Regions from separate parts of the Homo sapiens genome. Here all the other regions are linked to region 2. Evidence: chromatin loops called from intact Hi-C (ENCODE). Cell type or tissue: MCF 10A. All regions are shown on one strand.

Evidence for each region. A loop is a pair of places that touch in the nucleus more often than their neighbours do. Peaks named below come from ENCODE experiments on the same cell type or tissue, not always from the same donor. Only the 100,000 strongest peaks of a DNase experiment are listed, where the experiment ranks them.
Region 1: a loop joins it to region 2, with 5 times the contacts of the local background. A loop is called at or near these places in 6 of 110 quality-filtered maps.
Region 3: it touches region 2 in a loop (6-fold over the local background); 3 of 110 quality-filtered maps call a loop at or near these places.
Region 4: a loop joins it to region 2, with 3 times the contacts of the local background. A loop is called at or near these places in 19 of 110 quality-filtered maps.

Annotation. Positions count from the first base shown.
Region 1 is chr6:27,542,662-27,547,661 of GRCh38, forward strand. TRS-TGA2-1 (tRNA-Ser (anticodon TGA) 2-1) reads left to right here and starts at 3,028; the gene lies at 3,028-3,109. RefSeq lists enhancers at 2,736-2,875, 2,896-2,945 and a silencer at 3,046-3,175. In MCF 10A, no CTCF peak of the experiment used is centred here; a DNase peak (open chromatin) is centred at 3,000.
Region 2 is chr6:27,292,870-27,297,869 of GRCh38, forward strand. It overlaps TRQ-CTG5-1 (tRNA-Gln (anticodon CTG) 5-1), which reads left to right and starts at 2,564; the gene lies at 2,564-2,635. It also overlaps the pseudogene TRS-ACT1-1. In MCF 10A, no CTCF peak of the experiment used is centred here; DNase peaks (open chromatin) are centred at 1,032, 2,602 and 3,642.
Region 3 is chr6:27,211,801-27,216,800 of GRCh38, forward strand. TRR-ACG2-2 (tRNA-Arg (anticodon ACG) 2-2) reads right to left here and starts at 2,116; the gene lies at 2,044-2,116. TRR-ACG2-3 (tRNA-Arg (anticodon ACG) 2-3) reads left to right here and starts at 3,373; the gene lies at 3,373-3,445. It also overlaps the pseudogene RPL10P2. RefSeq lists an enhancer at 3,343-3,843. In MCF 10A, CTCF peaks have their summits at 1,404 (motif pointing right) and 2,990 (motif pointing right); DNase peaks (open chromatin) are centred at 2,131, 3,031 and 3,361.
Region 4 is chr6:27,670,303-27,675,302 of GRCh38, forward strand. It overlaps TRR-ACG2-4 (tRNA-Arg (anticodon ACG) 2-4), which reads right to left and starts at 335; the gene lies at 263-335. It overlaps TRS-CGA3-1 (tRNA-Ser (anticodon CGA) 3-1), which reads right to left and starts at 2,229; the gene lies at 2,148-2,229. In MCF 10A, no CTCF peak of the experiment used is centred here; DNase peaks (open chromatin) are centred at 279 and 2,109.

The DNA of each region.
Region 1 (5,000 bases), 250 kb after region 2:
GTGTATGCCAACAGTAAGCCTTAAAAGGGCGAGGCAATTGTCATCATCCAATATTTGTCAGTAAGCCAAACTGTCATTTCTCTATGTACCAGGATGTTACCTTTTAAGGAGGAGTACTCCACAAATATGAAATATGCAACTGGGGGAAAATTAGCTGATCCTAACCATTTTGTAGTATCTGAAGCAAGAATCAACCTTATTAATTTACCTAGATTTATCCTGACATTTATGTGTTTTCATCTTTTTGCATTTTTCTGTGCTGGACTCTCCTTAAGATTTTTGGAAACCTGTGTTCTGAATTCCTCCCTTTCCCTGGGCTAGAGTGGCTGGAGGCTTTGGCTCTTGGGAATGGTCTCGCGTCCTTCACCAGAACTTACGGGAATCATGTTTGGCTGAAGAGTCGGAGACCTCTCCAGAGTCATCTTTTCCAGTTAGGATAGAAACGAGCCCCCCTCCTCACCTCGCAAGCCCGCGCCAGTCCAGTTTTAGCCGTTCTTTTGGAAGAGCAAGTCAGTTGAACGCCATCGAAGAGGCTCCTGATTTAGATATTAATTGTGCTTAAATGCAGATGACTCCCCACTCTCATGCGTTCCCTTATTTCCCGTTGCTTCTCCCATTGGCATTTACAGACTTGAGGTTGCTTGGACTCTCAATTCAATACTCCTTTTCTGCGGGTTCGTGAGAATTAGGTGTGAACGTGATGTCCGCGGATATCAGTGGCTAGTGGGCAAGCTCCAGCGCCCAGGAACTTTGAGTCGCTTGTCTAGGAGTCCTGTATTGAATTGCAACACTAAGTGCAATATTCTGGTTCTTGTTGTGTTCTGAAAGAGCTCTTTCACTCATGAGGAGAGACCTGCACGAGACTGTGAAGACCAACTGCTTCTCAGCGCTCCACGCATCCATTATGAGTTCACCGCAGGATTTTACCTGCAAAAATTTTGCGTAGATTAAGTCACGCTTATTGCCTCCTACTTTTGTCAGTGAACATTATGTCACAAGCATTTTCCCAGAACTATTACAGTCTTCCAGCATGTCGTTTCTAGTGGCTTGGTAATGACCTATTAGGCAGATGGAGCAATAATAATAATAAACAACTCTCATTTTAATATCTATTTTTCACTATCACAATTAGAAATAAAAATAAAGATTCCTGCATAGTATATGTCTTCCTTTGGTTAAGCTTATTTCCTGGCTGGGTGCAGTGGCTCACACCTGTAATCCCAGAACTTTGGGAGGCGGAGATGGAAGAATGGCTTGAGACCAGGGGTTTGAACAAGGAGTTTAAGACCAGGCTGGTCAACACAGTGAGGCGCCGCATTTCTATTTATAAAATATAAAACAAACAAACAAATAAAAAGATTATTTCTCTAGGAGAGCGGTTCTGAAACTTCAGTGGGCATCAGTACCAGCAGGATGACTTGTTTTTTGTTTGTTTGTTTGTTTTTTGAGATGGAGTCTCACTCTGTCTCCCAGGCTAGAGTGCAGTGGCGCGATCTTGGCTCACTGCAACCTCCGCCTCCCAGGTTCAAGAGATTCTCCTACCTCAGCCTCCCTAGTAGCTGGGACTACAGGCGCGTGCCGCCACGCCCGGCTAATTTTTTTGTATTTTTATTAGAGACGGGGTTCCATCATGTTAGCCAGGATGGTCTCGATCTCCTGACCTCATGATCCACCCGCCTTAGCCTCCCAAAGTGCTGGGATTACAGGCGTGAGCCTCCGCGACCGGAAGGATGGCTTGTTAAAACAGACTGCTAGACACCCTCCTCTTCCCCCGCGCCCCGCCCGCCCCCCACACGAACCACACCACTCCAGTTTCTGATTCTGAGATCTGAGTTCAAGCCCAAGAATTTGCATTTCTCCTAAGTTCCCAGGTGGTGCACAAGCTGCTGTAAGAGGACAAAACTTTGCGAAGACTGCCCAGGGACAAATAACTTGAAAATAAATTTACTGTTTCAAAGGTTACAAACCGTTTCTAACCTAAATTGAAGATATAGCAAATGCCCCAGTAATAAGACCAAATAATATTTGCAAGAGTCCAACGAAGGGAACACATTTCTTACTATTTTAGAGGGAAAAACAAATGTGGGCGCGCTTTCACTATCAGAGACATTGCCGGCCTCGGTCATGGAGGTCACTTTCCCTTTGTATCTGCGGGGCCGACTCACTTCCATTCCCAGAATTCCGAGACTTTCCCCCTAACTTTTGTCTAAAAAGGAATCTGATTCAAGTCTACCCCTTATTTTTCCACTCTGACAATACTGTAGTATCTGAAGCAAGAATCAACCTTATTAATTTAGCTAGATTTATCCTGACATTTACTTGTTTCCATCTTTTTGCGTTTTTCTGTGCTGGACTCTCCCTAAGATATTTGGAAACCTGTGTTCTGAGTTCTTCCTTTTCCCCGGGCTCGGGTGGCTGAAGGCCTTGGCTCTTGGGAATGGTCTCGCGTCCTTCACCAGAACTGACGGGAATTATATTTACCTGAAGAGTCAGAGACCTCTTCAGAGTCATCTTTTCCAGTTAGGACAGAAACAAGCTCCCTCCTCAGCTAGCACGCCCGCTCCAGTCCGGTTTTAGCCGTTCCTTCGGAAGAGTAAGTCAGTTGAATGTCATCGAAGAAGCTCCTGATTTAGATTTTAACTGTACGTAAACGCAGATGACCCCCCACTCTCGTGCCTTCATTTAATTCCCGTTGCTTCTCCCATGGGTATTCAGAGGCTTGAGGTTGCTTGGACTCTCAATTCAATACTCCCTTTCTGCGGGTTCGTGAGAATTAGGTGTGAACGTGGTGTCCGCGGATTTCAGCAGCTAGCGGGCAAGCTCCAGCGCCCAGAAACTTTGAGTCGCTTGTCTAGGAGTCCTGTGTTGAATTGCAACACTATGCACTATGTTCTGGTTATTGATGTGCTCTGAATGAGCTCTTTCGTTCGTGAGCAGAGGCCCTGACGAGACTGAAGACCAACTATTTCCGAGCGCTCCACTCAACCATTATAAGTTCACCCCAGCCGTCAGCGATGGCGTAGGTAGGTAGTCGTGGCCGAGTGGTTAAGGCGATGGACTTGAAATCCATTGGGGTTTCCCCGCGCAGGTTCGAATCCTGCCGACTACGGTTTTACCAGGTGCAGTTCCCGCCTTTCCTCAAAACTTACCCAAATTCTTGTACTCCATTTGCTGCTCTCCTACACAATCCTCCCACTGCATATTCAGATAATATCCTCTTTACTCAGTGAATGGAGACTACCTTATGTTGCCGTTACTTCAAAACTGGTATATATCCCTGTGATCACAGCCAGCAAGACTTCAGCCTCTCCTGCACCAAATAGCGCCTTGGTATACTCATAACTACTGTCAACTCAAAAGAAGTCAGGATTCACAAAAAGCTTTACCACTAACAGGTAATTTTCATTAAATACTTAGTACGTTCCAAGATATGAGTTAAGCACCAACAGCATATTTTTATCTGCATTTTACAGATGAAGAAACTACCCAATGCTGCACAATGAAATGATATTTTAACTGAGGACTTCCAGATGGGGTCGTGAATTCAAGTTTTGTAAATTCCACTGGGGGCACCCCCCAAATTATCAAGTTGTTAGCAGATTCAGGGTTAGATTTATTAGTACCCAAAACGGATAAATAGCAGGTCATATTTTTCAAGTACTTACTACACATCACCATCAAGGTCTTTACATGGCTTATAATTTGTAAATCCTCACAACATAGTCATTATACAGACTGGAAGGTCCACAGGCATATACATATGGCCAAGGTCTCACAGCGAGAGGGCAGTAAGTTGTAACTTGAATTCATCTCTTGATTTTGGCTCCAAGACCCCGGCACCCAACAGGCGTCTCAGTCTTCTACCTGTACTGGGAATTAACACCACCTACCTCCTATCATTCAGAGTTGGTTCACTATTCTGACTTCATCCTGTCTCTACTGGTAATGAGTCCACAAAGTGGTATGATTTAAGCCGCTGGGTTTAGCCTGGGGTGTAATATTGCTGCCCATGGGGTGTTTGACGCTTGAGTTATCTATCTATCTATCTATCCATCTATCTATCTATCTATCTATCGTAAATAAACTTTATTTATCTGTTTCTCAGAGATGACACTGCCAATAATCACAGATTTGCATACGATACTTTGATGCAGGGCGTACCGCTCATCAGTCTACGGGAGTTTGTCTGTTTTTGAGTAGGGTGTTTCTTAACAGTTTATAAAGAGCTTGCCAACATTAGACCATTTAAGCTACTGAACACTAAAGCCTGATAGCAAAAAATACTTTTTCAGCCAACAGCATTTGGATGCACAGTACGACTGGTTTGACAGAAAGGTAAAAGACTATCTTCGCCACAGAGATGGAGAGAAATTGTACTTATGCTGCATATATTAGAAGTAAGTGAGGTAAAAACAACAACGACAAAAAAAAAAAAAAGAAAAGAAAAACAACTCTACAAAGGAAAGAATTACAAAGTTGCCCAGATTTTGCATTCGTAGTAATTAAAATCTCTGCTCTCCTGCATAAAGACCCAAAGAGCAGATTCTGTTTATCAGCACTTCCTACTTCCTCCATCATGTTCAGGGGACAAAATGTTTCCGTGGACTTCACAAATTATTGAAAGAAACAATCCCTTCAGGACGGGCCCGATGGCTCACTCCTGTAATCCCAGTACTTTGGGAGATAGAAGCGGAAGGATAGCCTGAGCCCAGGAGTTCGAGACCATCCTGGGCATAACAGCGAAAACCCTGTCTCCCTCCAAAAAACAAACAAACAAAAATTTCGCTGCTGTGGTGGGGCGCACCTGTCGTCCTAGCTACCTGAGATCACCTGAGCCTGGGGAGGTCGAGGCTGTAGTGAGCTGTGATCCCGGAAAGTGGATTCTATTCCGCCTCCTTACCCAGAGGCAGATATATTGGGACTTGCATAGCTTCTAGGCCGTTTGACTAAGATCAAGTGTGCTATCGGGAGTTGTAGGAATTCATGGAATATATCAGGCC
Region 2 (5,000 bases):
CTACTGACCCAGATGATCCGCCCACCTCGGCCTCCCAAAGTGCGGTGATTACAGGCGTGAGCCACTGCTCCTGGCCAACTACTACACATATATTTTTTAAATTATTATACTTTAAATTCTGGGGTACATATACAGAACATGCAGGTTTGTTACATAGGTATACACGTGTATAGTATATGTAATACTATACATATTTTTAAAAGAATGAAGAAAACTTGTCTATTCTGATATGGAAAGTTTGCAAAAGTACATTGTAAGTAAAAATTTAAAAAGGCAAGGGACTTAAAAAGTGTATAAAATGCCACTATTCATGAAGAGAAAAAAGAAAACACTTGTGTAACTTTGTCTATGTATTCAAAATCTCTGGAACGATAAACAAGACATTAAAAACAATGGTAAAGCTTTTGGGAAACAATGGCTGAGTAGACAACGATTGGGTTTAACGGCCCCTGGAATGGTGACTAGAACCACATTTCTAGCATTTTTCAATACCAAGGTCTTCGAAGCGACCTTTGATTTGAGGTCACTTTAGGAATCTGAAGGAACACATAGGAAGACTCCCAAATTGAGGATCTAGACATAAGAAACCTGGGACGATCTCGATCATGGGACCATCGAGAATCAGACTCGTTGGGAATATCCTTCAAGTACCAATTTGTATGTTGTATTAGTGAGCGGCTTTTACGAAGCAAAGACTCATTAATATTTCACCGAATCTGATTCATTGTCTGCATGTATTGACTAGACATTCAGAAGGCAGCAAATATTTCCATAAATTGCTGGGCCATTAGCCACAGTTTGAAATGTTTAAGCGTCCTCTTTCAAGTCTACGAATACAGCCATTTTGCTTTGTTTTTGCGTTAAGAGGAAATTTCTCGTTATTTCTATTAAGACTCTAAAGCAACTAAGAAATTGTTCCTCCCTGTAAGACAAACAGGAATTACGTTGAAGAATTTAATACTTTCACGGAGAAGGGGCGAGGATGCGGGTGAGATGAATAACAAAAGCACAGATTTGCGGTCGGCCGGTTAGCTCAGTTGGTTAGAGCGTGCTGCTACTAATGCCAGGGTCGAGGTTTCGATCCCCGTACGGGCCTTTGGCTTTTTCCCCCCTCGAGAAATTTGGTTTTCATGCTCTAAGATGATTCAAATTAACCGTCCCCATTTCTTAACGAACCTAGAACCTAAGTTCGTTTCCGAATCATCTGAAATGCTACATCTCCCCAGGTAATAATCTTCTTCTTCTTCTTCTTCTTTTTTTAAATGTTCTTTCTGTTTCCTCCAGGAATAAGGGTTGGGGACAGAAAGCTGTTCAGAGCAGAGACCTCCAAGACTGGGAGCCTGCTTAATGAAAGGGGGGGGGGGCGGGGAAGAGTTCAAGGAGTGGAAAAATAACTGGCATTTTTTTTAAAAAAATAAAGCTTATTTGATTTCAGATTTTCCTTCCAAATTAGTCCTGAAACCTACCTTCTTTCTCAAATTGTAGAGACACAAGATAAAGAGAATAAATCCTTAGAAGGTTGTGGATATGTGTCTCTGAAAACCCTTTCGAATTTAACTGACAGACGACATTGTCCTGTGAGGAAGCTATCACTTTAAACAAGGAACACAGACTTTTTGTTTTGTTTTGTTCACAGAAACCGATTCTGTGTGTGTGTGTGTGTGTGTGTGTGTGTCTGTGTTTGTGTTTTCACATGGGCTCCTGTGTGTGTCACAAAGGGATATGCGAGGGAGAAGCAGGGAGTTTTCTTTGTGTCCGTTTGGAAGTTTACCCTGCACATATTTCTCATTGGTGAAGGGCAGTGGAAGGACCAGGGGAGCTATGCACTGTCCTGGGAAACTCCAGAGGGACCTTTGTCTACCCTTCCCCTTCTTTCCCTGAGTTGCTATCCTAGGGTTGCTGGGATCTTCCTCTAACCCAGTAGTTCAAGTGCATTTATTTCAGCTTTCTGTAAACAGCAAAGTGGCTCCCCTGTGACTTCGGTAAAATCTTTCCATAACGTGTCCTTAAAAACGCTACATGTTACCCTGGTAAAAACGATTTTTGAGAAAATAATTAGATCTATAACGAAAAGGAGTAAAGCATCTCAGGTATCTGACTCAAATTTCTCACCTGTAAAATAGAGATTATGGGTCCCATCTCACAGCGTGGTTGTGAGCCTCACAGGTAAGGTAACAATAGAAAACACTTGTCACAAAAACTGGCACACGGTAACCTGGCATACTGTGTGCCTGGCACCTGGCACACAGTCTTGTTTAACAATCTCACTTGTCTACCATTGATGAAATAGAGGCCGAGGCCCGGGGCGCCAAGCTCCTAAAGCACTTGAAAGGAGTGGTTTAGGATTAGAGGACTCCTGACAGTTGGAAGTCAACGTTTTCCATTAAGACTGTGGTGTAAAAGGTGTTGAATGTAGGCATGTGGCAGGTAAGCGTCTTCTTGACTTAATCCTCCAAGAGGAAAAGCAGAATGCACCCATCACCCAAACTATGGGGCGGAGGGAAGGAACCTAAAGTGGAGAAATAGGTCACCTATGACTTTAGGAAATGCTAGTTCAGCTTCAGGTTCCATGGTGTAATGGTTAGCACTCTGGACTCTGAATCCGGTAATCCGAGTTCAAATCTCGGTGGAACCTTGGATTTAGTCCTCTGCAGTCAAATCCCCATCGTCTCTCCACAATCTATACTGTTGCTCATACAAATCACTCGACCAAATTTTATTCCTGGTATTTCCACGTCACATCTCTTGAGCGGAGTATCTTTAGCTGCCAACCAAATAATAACTTTCTTTTTGCTGCGCACAATTTGTTCTTTGGAGAAAAAAGAGAGAAGCCTCAAAAGGAAATGCACGAGGCAGTCGCTCGAGTCCTGCTGGAACTGCAAATCAAAGTCTCCAGAAAAGATCTGCAAACAAGTGAGGAGACAATAGATAGGAGGCTAGTGAGAAGAGAGAAAGGAAATTTGGTGATAGTCACGAACAGAGAAAAGCTGGGATGGAAACTGAGGAAAGGACTTACCCACTAAATGGGTCTGGGAGAGGTGACAGTCGCCGAAGCCGAGAGAAAACTGTCCTCAGACAAGACCACAAGGGGATAGAAGCTCAACTTGTGAGGGCTGGGCAGATAGAACAGGTGACGGGAAAGATACAACTGGCGATAGTCAATAGTCAATAGAGATAGATGCTGTTTCGAGTTTGCACAAGCAAGTTTTACTTGGACAGAGAAGAGGGGGAAATGAGCTGAAAAGACTCCCTTTCCCAGGATAACAGAGTTTACTCTACGCCCTCTCCCCGCCAATCTCCCCAGCCACCAACCTCCCGCAGCGTTTCCTAGTGAGGGTTCCCTGAGCTCATTGCTGGGCGCTCAGCAACTCGGCTTTCTTGGCATTTCCGTCTGGGCATGGACAAGCTCCTGAAGAAGGGGTTTCAGAGCTCGGACCCTCTTAGACAGATTGTAGAAGTTCAGTCACCCGGAAATTGCTGGGGCGGTTTGGTTTTGGAGAGAGGCGGGGACGAAAGAAGAAAGCTGTGAGCGAGGAGAGAAGGCAGGGAATGTGAACAGGAAAAAGCTCTTGCGCTAAGGAATGTCAGAGAAGCCAGCGCCCGGTGCAGCCGAGAAGCTTAGCGACAGGGTTGCTGGGCCGGAGACCACGAGATCCTAGAGGCTACAAAGAAACATTTCCCCATATGTGTCTCCCCTACCGCGCACTAGCTCCCTATGGGATGTGAATGCTCCCTACTTCCATCTTCCCCTGCAAATCATTCTCGCCTTTTAGATAATATCTTACCGTGACAGAACAACTGGAAATGCTGGTGTCTCCAAAGTCTTCTGTAAACAAGACACAGAGATGTGTGTCTCAATTGCGTATTTTACACGATTTTATGAAGGAACTGACAAATTCCTCATTTACTTCCGACTAATAACATTCCATTTTTAACAAAACGGAACGTACATATTGGGCCATGGAAAGTTAGTGTTTTCATTTTTTTTTACAATTATTGAGACTCGTAGGAAAATTCTTGGACTTTTATCAAATATGAATACAAATACAAATATGGATATCCGTAAAGTTATATATTTTACGTCCTCCCAAATCTCCTGCTCGCCATCACTTTTATTTATTGCTAAAATTTATTTATTAAATTTAGATAAACGTAATGAGAATGTGTTGAAGATTCCACTTTAAATAATGCACCTTAAATAATCATAAAAACACCTTTTGGAAGGCTCGGACTTATTCAAAACCACAATCTACTGATCTTTTTGTTGTTAATTCCACTGAACCTTTCTTATTCCGGCTATAAGAAGTATTTATCCGCGGACAATGAATTGATGGAGAAAAAAATATTAACAGCCATTTCACTAAAAGATGCATTTCCAATGCAACTCTACTTTTCGTGTATTCTAAATTACTTACCAAAATCGTTGATTTGTGTTTGTTATTGTGTGCCACCATTGAATGTAAAGGTAATTCAAACCAGAAGAAAAACGGTGAAACTCTTGGGGATTTATGGTCAATGGACATAAAAAAAAAATTAGAGGTTTCAATTTATATAAGTATTTTCCGTTGCTGTCAGTTATGATAGCGTTTTTAAGCATAAAAATACATAATATTGGGATAAAATTCTGTGGCAGAAACAGAAAAGAAATACATTGGCAGCAGAAAAAGGATTCCCCCCACCCCACCCCGCCGCCTCAATTTTCAGCTGCTTAGCCTTCAGTAAGAAGGACTGTAAGGCCTAACATGAGATCTGAGGAATGAGTAATGAACTAAGGCAGGTGAAGTGAGGGCAAAGAGAAGAGTTAAAAGAGTGCTGAGGGTGGAAAATGAGAAGGAGAGCATGGAGCTTGGGGAGAAAAAAAATTCACTGTAGTTGGAAAGCTAGAATGGATACGGAGGAACGATGACACTCAAGACTGGACACACGGGCGCTGGGCACGATCATTAAACTGTAAAAGGTTCTCCATATGAAGGTGGAAAGAACTTGTTTTGCGTAAGAAT
Region 3 (5,000 bases), 81 kb before region 2:
GAAGCAGCTCATCCCAGATGGCTGTGGGATCAAGTACATCCCCGATCGTGGCCCTCTGGACAAGGGAGGGCTTTGCATTCATGAGGGCTTCCACTGTGCTGCCTCCTCTTAATACTCGCCGTAAATCCTACTTCCTGTCCAAAAAAAAAAGCAAAAACAAAAAAACAAAACCAACAAAAAAAGCAGTGAATAGAAATGAGGAAATTGAGACAAAAGGCGGATACACAACTTAGCCAAGGCTACAAGGAAGGAGTCGGGATAAAGGCGCTGTGCACTGTGGCTGCAATGGGGCCCAAAACTACCGAGCTTCTCACTTTCAGAGGAGAGGACCACCCACCCCCGTTTATAAATACTTTTGCATTTTCACATGCCTATTTCGCCTACATTGAGTCCTTAAATAATATTTAGCCAATTTATCTAATGATGACTGTTATAATTTAACTTTATATTTATATTAACTCCAAGTTTCTAGGTTGCTAAATGAATTTTGTTGTTAAAATGTTTACCATTTTTTTTCTTTTGAGACGGGCAGGGCGGGGGAGGGGTGGGGAGCAGCGCCGTGTCTCGCTATGTTGCCCAGGCTGTTCTCTAAATCTTGGGTTTAAGCGATCCTCCCGCCTAGGCCTCCCAAAGTGCTGGTGTGAGCCACTGTGCCCAGCCAAAATGTTTACCTTTCTTGAATTATTATATCAATTTACCTAATTTGGGGAAGGAAGATGTTTCTTTCTTTCTTTTTTCTTTTCTTTTTCTTTTTCTTTTTTTTTTTTTTTGAGACGGAGTATCATTCTTGTTGCCCAGGCTGGAGTGCAATGGCGCGATCTAGGCTCACTGCAACCTCTGCCTCCCGGGGTCAAGCGATTCTCCCGCGTCAGCCTCCCGAGCTGGATTACAGGCATGTGCCACCACGCCCGGCTAATTTTTGTGTGTGTTTTTGGTAGAGACGGGGCTTCACCATGTTGGCCAGGCTGGTGTCGAACTCCTGACCTCAGGTGATCCACCCACCTCGGCCTCCTGGAGTGCTGGGATTACAGGCGTTAGCCATCGCACCCAGCCTGAGACATGTTTCTTAAAATCTTTTCTGTTGCATAGAGTCTTATAATTACAGAGGAAATTACTTCCTCTGTAATGGTTTTGTGGTTATGGTTGTTTTGTTATGATTCTTTGGAGAATGAGATGGAAAACATATGATGTATACCCCAAGAATGTATTTTATTCCATTTTCTTTTTCATTATCTCAAAATTTTAAAGTATTTTGATCTCTACTGTTCCACACAAAGCATCAGTATCCAACATAAGTATATTAAAAAATGAAATTATTTAATGAATGAACAGATGAACCGACTGCATAAATTAATGAAGCTTTCACAAGTGCAATAGACACAAGGGGGCGGTGGCTCACGCTTCTAATCCCAGCACTTTGGGAGGCTGAGGTGGGCGGATCACCTGAGATCGGGAGTTCGAATCCAGCCTGACCAACATGGAGAAACTCTGTCTCTACTAAAAATACAAAATTAGACAGGCGTGGGTGGCGCATGCCTGTAATCCCAGCTACTCGGGAGGCTGAGTCAGGAGAATCGCTTGACCCCGGGAGACAAAGGTTGCGGTGAGCCGAGATTGCCCCATTGAACTCCAGCCTGGTCATCAAGAGCGAAACTCCATTTCAAAAAAAAAGAAAAAACGGAAAACACACAGGATGATATTTTTCTTTAAAAATTAAAAAAAAAAAAAAAAAAAAGGCCGGGCGCGGTGGCTCATGTCTGTAATCCAAGCACTTTGGGAGGCCGAGGCGCTCTGATCACCTTAGGTCAGGAGTTCGAGACCAGCCTGGCCGACATGGTGAAACCCCGTCTCTACTTAAAATACAAAAATTATCCGAGCGTGGTGGCAGGCGCCTGTATTACTAGCTACTCGGGAGGCTGAGGCAAGAGAATTGCTTGAACTCGGGAAGCGGAGGTTGCAGTGAGCCGAAATCGCGCCATTGCCCTCCAGCCTGGGGGACAAGAGCGAGAATTCGTGTGTGGGGGGGGGAAGAAAATAAGCCTCCGAGCCAGCCAGGAGTCGAACCTAGAATCTTCTGATCCGTAGTCAGACGCGTTATCCATTGCGCCACTGGCCCGTCGTTGTGGGTCTCTCGATTATCTATTCTTCATTAGGATCACTAAGAAAATAGTTGGTTTGCAATACAACCAGGCGTACATTGAACAAGACTGTGGATTCTAGCAAAGCGCGATTGTCTTTGTGGTCAATTTAAATAAGTTTCACTCCCTTCAGATATTTATATTTATAAAGAAATTTTCTGCTTTGGAACATCATGTACATAATAGAGTTACTGTCGTTGACATTTGTTTACTTGATGTGCCCACTTCTTTCTTTTTTTCTTTTCTTTTCGTTTTTTTTTCTTTATGAGACGGAGTCTCCTTCTGTCACCAAGGCTGGAGTGGAGTGGCGCGATCTCGGCTGACTGCAACCTCCGCCTCCCCGGCTCAAGCGATTCTCCTGCCTCAGCCTCTCGATGAGCTGGGATTACAGGCGCGCGCCACCACGCCAGGCTAATTTTTTGTGTTTTTAATAGAGACAGGGTTTCACCATGTTGGCCAGGCTGGTGTCGAACTCCTGACCTCAAGTGATCAACCTGCCTCCCAAAGTGCTGGGATTACAGGCGTAAGCCACGGCGCCCGGCCTGGGAGATGTTTCTTAATGTCTTTTCTGTTGCATAAAGTATGAAATTATTTTCTCTGTAAGGATTCTTTGGTTATGTTTCTTTTGTTATGGTTCTTTGGAGAATGAAATGGAAAACATATGATGTGTACCTCAAGAAAGTATTCCATTTTCTTTTTCATTATCTCAAAATTTTTAAAGTATTTGGATCTCTGATCACTGTTCCACACAAAGCATCAGTATCCAACACAAGTATGTTTAAAAAATGAAATTATTTAATGAATGAGCAGATGCACCGACTGCATAAATTAATGAAGCTTTCACAAGTGCAATAGACACAAGGGGGCGGTGGCTCACGCTTGTAATCCCAGCACTTTGGGAGGCCGAGGCGGGCGGATCACCTGATGTCAGGAGCTGGAGACCAGCCTGGCCGACATGGTGAAACCCCGTCTCTACTAAAAATACAAAAATCAGCCGGGAGTGGTGGCGCGCGCCTGTAATCCCAGATACTCAAGAGGCTGGGGCAGGAGAATCGCTTGAACCCGAGAGGCGGAGGTTGCAGTGAGCCGAGATCGCGCCAGTGCACTCTAGACTGGGCGAGAGAGCAGGACTCTGTCTCATTAAAAAACAAAAACAAAAACAAAAAGCGGGTACATCAATGATAGATAATCGACAGACGCAGACTGAGTGGCCAGTAGTCAAAAGCGCAACCGAGGGCCAGTGGCGCAATGGATAACGCGTCTGACTACGGATCAGAAGATTCTAGGTTCGACTCCTGGCTGGCTCGGGTGTTAATCTTGGCTTTTTTTTTTTTTTTTTTTAAGAAAAATATCCTGTGTGTTTTCAAACTGATGACAGAAACCGGTTCTTAAAGTCCTTTGAAAGAAAATTCATCTGATCTGGCTCTTCACCTTGCACCGTACTGCTGCACATCACAATCGTGACCTTTAAGTCTGGTTTAAAGTTAAGTATCAAACTGAAATTTGAGACCTTAAGTCTCTTCGGAAATTGCTTTTTTTCTTTTTTTTTTTGAGACGGAGTCTCGCTCTGTCGCCCAGGCTGGAGCGCACTGGCTGCATCTCGGCACACTGCAACCTCTGCCTCCCGGGTTCAAGCAATTCTCCTGCCTCAGCCTCCCAAATAGCTGGTACTACAGGCTGACGCCGCCAGGCCTGGCTAATTTTTTGTATTTTAGTAGAGACAGGGGTTTCACCGTGTTGCCCAGGCTGGTCGCAAACTCCAGATCTCAGGCAATTCGCCCTCCTTGGCCTCCCCAAAGTGCTGGGATTACAGGCGTGAGCCACCGCGCCCGGCCTGGAAATTGCATTTTTTAAATCTCCCCTTTCTTTTTTTTTCCCAACTGATACTGAGAAATGGGTTGGTTCAAAGAGATCTCTGGAAAGACAACTCAAAAAATTCAAACATTCGACAACAAAAAGAAGTAAAGTTCTAGGCCGGGCATGGTGGCTCACGTCTGTAATCCCAGCACTTTGAGAGGCCGAGGAGGGCGGATCACCTGAGGTCAGGAGTTCGAGACCAGCCTGGCCAACACAGCTCTACTAAGCATGGCTCTACTAAAAATACAAAAATTAGCCAGACATGGTAATGCGCGCCTGTAATCCCAGCTACTCGGAAAGTTGAGGCAGGAGAATCTCTTGAACCCGGGAGGTGGAGGTTGTAGTTAGCCGAGATGGCGCCACTGCACTCCAGCCTGGGCTGTAGAGCGAGACACTGTCTCAAAATAAATAAATAAAATAAAATAAAATAAAGTTACAATACGTGCTACAAAGTGAATGAACCTTGAAAATATTATGCTAAGGAAAAGAAGCCAAACACGAAAAGCTACATATTGTATGATTCAATTTATAGAAAATGTCTAGAATAGACAAATCTGTAAAGGTAGAAAGTGTTAATATTTGCCAGGGGCTGGAGAAAGAGGGGAATGAGTACGGAGTTTGTTTGGGATGATGAGAATGGTTTGAAATTAGATAATGGTGATAGTTGCACAAGTCTGTGAATACACTAAAAAGCAGTGAATTGTACACCTTCAAAAGTTGGATTTTATGTTATGTTAATTATATCTTAATTTTTTAAATCCAAATTTAAAAAACAATATTGACCTACCGACTTTTTTTCTTTTCTTTTGAGTCTGGATCTCCCTTTGTCGCCCAGGCTGGAGTGCAGTGGCTCCATCTCGGCTTACTGCAACGTCCGCCTCCAGGTGTAAGCCATTCTCGTGCCTCAGCCTCCGGAATAGCTGTGACTACAGGTGTCCGCCGCCACCCCCGGCTAATTTTTGTATTTTTAGGCGGGGCGTGGTGGCTCACGCCTGTAATGCCAGC
Region 4 (5,000 bases), 380 kb after region 2:
CAATGGAAAAAAATACCGATGAAGAAGATATACGTGAAAAAACATTTTTTTAAAGCTTCTTTGATTTTTAAGCTTTCTAATGGTCTTTTTCTCCTTTCTCCTTTCTCCAGTTGAGAATGAGATGAAAGGTAGAAACAAAATCCTGTAAGTTGGCTCTTTCGACGCTTGTCTCTTTCACGTTCAAGTAACAGCACCACTCTGGAAAAGGACATTCACAGGATTGTTAATACGGCTTTGAAGAAGGAAAAAGTGAGAGCACAAGCGAGCCAGCCAGGAGTCGAACCTAGAATCTTCTGATCCGTAGTCAGACGCGTTATCCATTGCGCCACTGGCCCCTGCCTGTAACGCTGTCTTAACTGTTACTCTTTTCATAATTATATTGTATTATACTATTGGGGCCAGAAAAAAAAAAGATTGTTTCTTTATTTAGGTAGGGATTAAAACCCCAAACCACACTGATTCAAGGAAAGCATGTTTTCTTTTGTGGTTTGTTGGCATAATAGACATTCACATAAAGTGTCTTTATTGAAAATAATGACCATTTTTCATCTTTGAAACATTATATATGAGCTAAGATGAATGTCTTTCCTTCAAAGCAATATTGGTGTTTCTATCTTCTCTTTCATGTGTGTGCCTACTTTTTAGCTTTTTGTTACTTATTTTTCAGGCCAATCAGCTGCTTTTACCTGAATTTGATTTTTTTTTTTTTTTTTTTTTTTTTTGAGTCGGAGTTTCGCTCTTGTTGCCCAGGCTGGAGTGCAGCGGCGCGATCTCGGCTCACTGCAACCACCGCCTCCTGGGTTCAAGTGATTCTCATGCCTCAGCCTCCCAAGTAGCTGGGATTACAGGCATGTGCCTCCATGCACGGCTAATTTTGTATTTTTAGTAAAGACGGGGTTTCTCCGTGTTGGTCAGGCTGATCTCGAACTTCCTACTTCAGGTGACTCGCCCGCCTCGGCCTCCCGAAGTGCTGGGATTACAGGCGTGAGCCACCGTGTCTGGCCTGAATTTCATTTTTAATATACTTACATTGGGCACTAATGATGTATGTGGATCAGTAATGAGCAATATGTATTATTTTAAATTTAGATATTGCCAAAAGTAAAGTGCTTTGTAATACATTTCTGGAAGTATTAATCATAGTTTTTCCCTCTTCTCGTCCAAAAGGAAAAAACAAGTACCCACTCACTAGGGAGAAGTTTATTGTAAAATGGTATTACAACTCAAAGTAGCAGATGAAGACACTCAAATTTAACGAGGAGTCAAGAATTCGGGAAAGTACACATTTTTCAGAATCACATTTGACATAGAAACTTAGAAAAAGGAACTTTACTTGCATAGCTGTTCAAAGTAAGCAAAATAGTGGAAAATGAAGAAGTGCTTATAAGGAGACGAAGTTTCGTATGGGTTTAAGAAGGTGGTCAGAAGCCAAAATATATCCTCTTTGTGCCTCTGTTTCCTCGTTTATACAAAACGCTTTGAAGAGCAACTAATGCATATGACGGATTGTTATCATCCTAATTTTTTTGGCTCCCACCAGCTGTGAGATCAGGACAAATACAAAGTAAAGATTGCTGCCTGAGAATGCTTTAAGAAAGCTGTCATACTAGTAATCTAAAAGGGAAATTGTATTCCTAATATTTTCAACGTTGCACCTGTCTTGTATTTGCCATTATGATTAGATGTAAGACAACTAGTATCTTCTTTTTCTTTGAGACAGTCTCACTCTGTCTCCCAGGCTGGAGTGCAGTGGCGCGATCTCGGCTCACTGCAACCTTCGCCTCCCAGGTTCAAGCGATTCTTCTGCCTCAGGCTCCCAAGTAGCTGGGACTACAGGCGTGCGCCAGTAAGCCCGGCTAATTTTTCTGCATTTTTAGTAGAGACGGGGTTTCACCGTGTTGGTCAGGCTGGTCTCCAACCCCTGACCTCAAATGATCCGCCCGTTTCGGCCTCCCCAAGTGCGGGGATTGCAGAAGTGAGCCACCGCGCCCGGCCTTCAAATGTACATATTTCTTGATGTACATTTCCACAAGTGTGCGCGCGCTGTAAAAGCCACAGCGATAGCACTCACAACTTTCTATCCTAGTGAACTAATGAAAGCTAACTGATGAAAGTAGCAAATTGGAAATCTAACCAGAAAATGGCGACGCTGTGAGCAGGATTTGAACCTGCGCGGGGAACCCCCATTGGATTTCGAGTCCAACACCTTAACCACTCGGCCATCACAGCTCCGAGGACACTTTTTGTTTCAGAGGAAGTCGTGTTAGGCTCTTTGACTCTCTCGCTTTTTAATGTTCCCACGGCAGGTTAATGCTTCCGTGTTTGTATTTGTCACTTTTTATATATTTGTCTCTCTCTTTCAATAAGAAGTTCCTGGGAAACATAATAGTGTCTTAATCTTTACTTGTTATCTGACTCTCTATGCATCAGAAACTTATTTGGTGCTTAGTGGCTGCTTTTGTTGCTGGAACAAATCCCCGGAGACTCAGTTGTCTGTTCCCTATTCCTCCCTCCAGTTCATGAATTTTCTTCTCTCTTTACCCAGCACATGTTAGAGTCACGTTCTTGCTGCACTCTCAATTTCCCTGCCTCTCTCACTTTGTACTCCTTTGGCAAAGCCACAACCAGGGCAGCTAAACATGGCGGAAGAAAAACAATCAGTTGACAGACCTCACTTTAAATTCATGACAATGAATGTCAAGTAGGTGCTCAAGGCTACCAGGCAAATTGTACCATACGCGATTAGATTAGTCCACTCCCAATCCTCTTGTTCTAAGTCACTGTTTCAGCCGGATGCAGTGGTCCAAGCCTGTAATCCTAGCACTTTGGAGGCCGAGGCGGGGGGGGAGATCACCTGAGGTTAGGAGTTCGAGACCAGCCTGGCCAACATGGCGAAACCCCATCTCTACTAAAAAAAAAAAAAAAAAAAAGCCAGATGTGATGGCTCGCGCCTGTAATCCCAGCTACTCGGGAGGCTGAGGCAGGAGAATAACTTGAACCTGGGAGGCGGAGTTGCAGTGAGCTGAGATGGCGCCACTGCCCTCCAGCCTGGGTGACAGACAGTGAGACTCCGTCTCAAAAAAAAAAAAAATAAGTCACTATTTCATATCTCTCATGCCAATGCTCCAACACCTCCTCTCCCATCCTTGTGTTCAATTGATGACTTTACTTCCTACTTCACAATCAGAAGAGACCTTCCACGCACATCTATCACCACATTAATCCACCTACCAGCCTCTGAAGGACTGTCAGTGATCCTATAATGCCTTGACAAGGTCGCCGATTATCTCCACATGGCTAAAATCATTTCCCAGTCCTCACCTTACTTGGGATAGCTGCAGCTATTAATACATTCTCCTTCTTACAACACTTTCTTCAATTGACTTTAGGGTAACAATTTTCCTGGTTGTCTTCCACTTAGTAATAAGCATTTAAGATTCCTCCGTGTCTTTTCATGCTTTAATAACTCATTTATTTTTAGGGCTGAATAATATTCCATTGTCTGAGGTACCGTAGTATATTTATTCATTTACCTACTGAAAGACATATTGGTTACTTCCAACTTTTGGCAATTATGAATAAAGCTTCTATAAACATTTATGTGCAGGTTTTGTGTAGACATGTTTTCAGCTCCTTTGCATAGTTGCCAAGGGGTGTGATTGCTGGATCATATAATAAAAGTATGTCTAGTGTTGTAAGAAACCACCAAACTGTCTTCCAAAGTAGCTGTACCATTTTTCATTCCCACCAACAATGAATGAGAGTTTCTGTTGCTCCATAACCTCACCAGTGTAGGTGTGGTCAGTGTTCCAGATTTTGGCCATTCTAATAGGTGGGTAGTGAGTGGTATAATACAATTAAAACAATAATACATCTGTCTGTTTACATATAATGTGGAGCATCTTTTCTTATGCTCATTGGCCATCTGTATATCTTCTTTAGCAATATCTGTTAGGGTCTTTAGCCTATTTTTTTATTGGGTTGTGTTCCTGCTGTTTAGTTTTAAGAGTCCTTTGCATATTTTGAATAAGTTGTTCATTACATAAGCTTTTTGCAAATATTTTCTTTAATCTGTGTCTTCTCACTCTTCTGATATTATCTCTAGCAGAGTAGAATTTTAAATTTTAATGACGTTTATTACTTCTTTCATGGGACATATCTTTGATGTTTTATCTAAAATGTGATTGCTTAGTCATGTGTGGTGGAACACGCCTGTAGCCCCAGCTACTTGGGAGGCTGATGTGGAAGGATTGCTTGAGCCTGGGAGTCAGAGGTTGCAATGAGCCATAATCACATCACTGCACTAGGATGACAGAGTGAAACCTTGTCTTTAAAGAAAACAAAAAACCAGAGGTGACAATGACACTCTTTGGAACATTGCATAACTTTTGTACATTCTGGAGCACATAGATTTCTCTCGAATTGTATGATACGCATTTGTAGAAAATTTCTATTGAGTTGGATGATAAGCATTTATAGTAAACTATGAACTATAACTGTCTTTTCCTCCAAAACTGTGTATATGTGCATGTTTGTATGCACACAAGAAAAAAGGTTAATAAAGTAAAAATATCAATTAGTTATTCTCTAGAATAGTATCACATCATAATTATTATAGTTCTTTTCTGAAAGATTGTATATAAAAATAAGAATTATTCGAGTCGCCCAACAGAACATCTGTTTATATTTTTCTGCCAACTGGGACCCAAGCTAGGCTCCCGTGGGAGTCCTCCTTTTGACCTGCCCCTAGCGAGAGGAAGTACTGCCCACTCTCTGAGTGGGAGTCTTAGCTTTGTTGCTTTCTTGCTTTCTTTATGAGCAACTGTCTTAGGTTTTTTTTTTTTTTTTTGAAACGGAGTCTCTCGCTCTGTTGCCCAGGCTGGAGTGCAGTGGCGAGATCTCAGCTCACTGCAACCTCCACCTCCTGGGTTCAAGCAATTCCCCTGCCTCAGCCTCCGGAGTAGCTGGGACTACAGGCGCGTGCCACCTCGCCCAGCAAA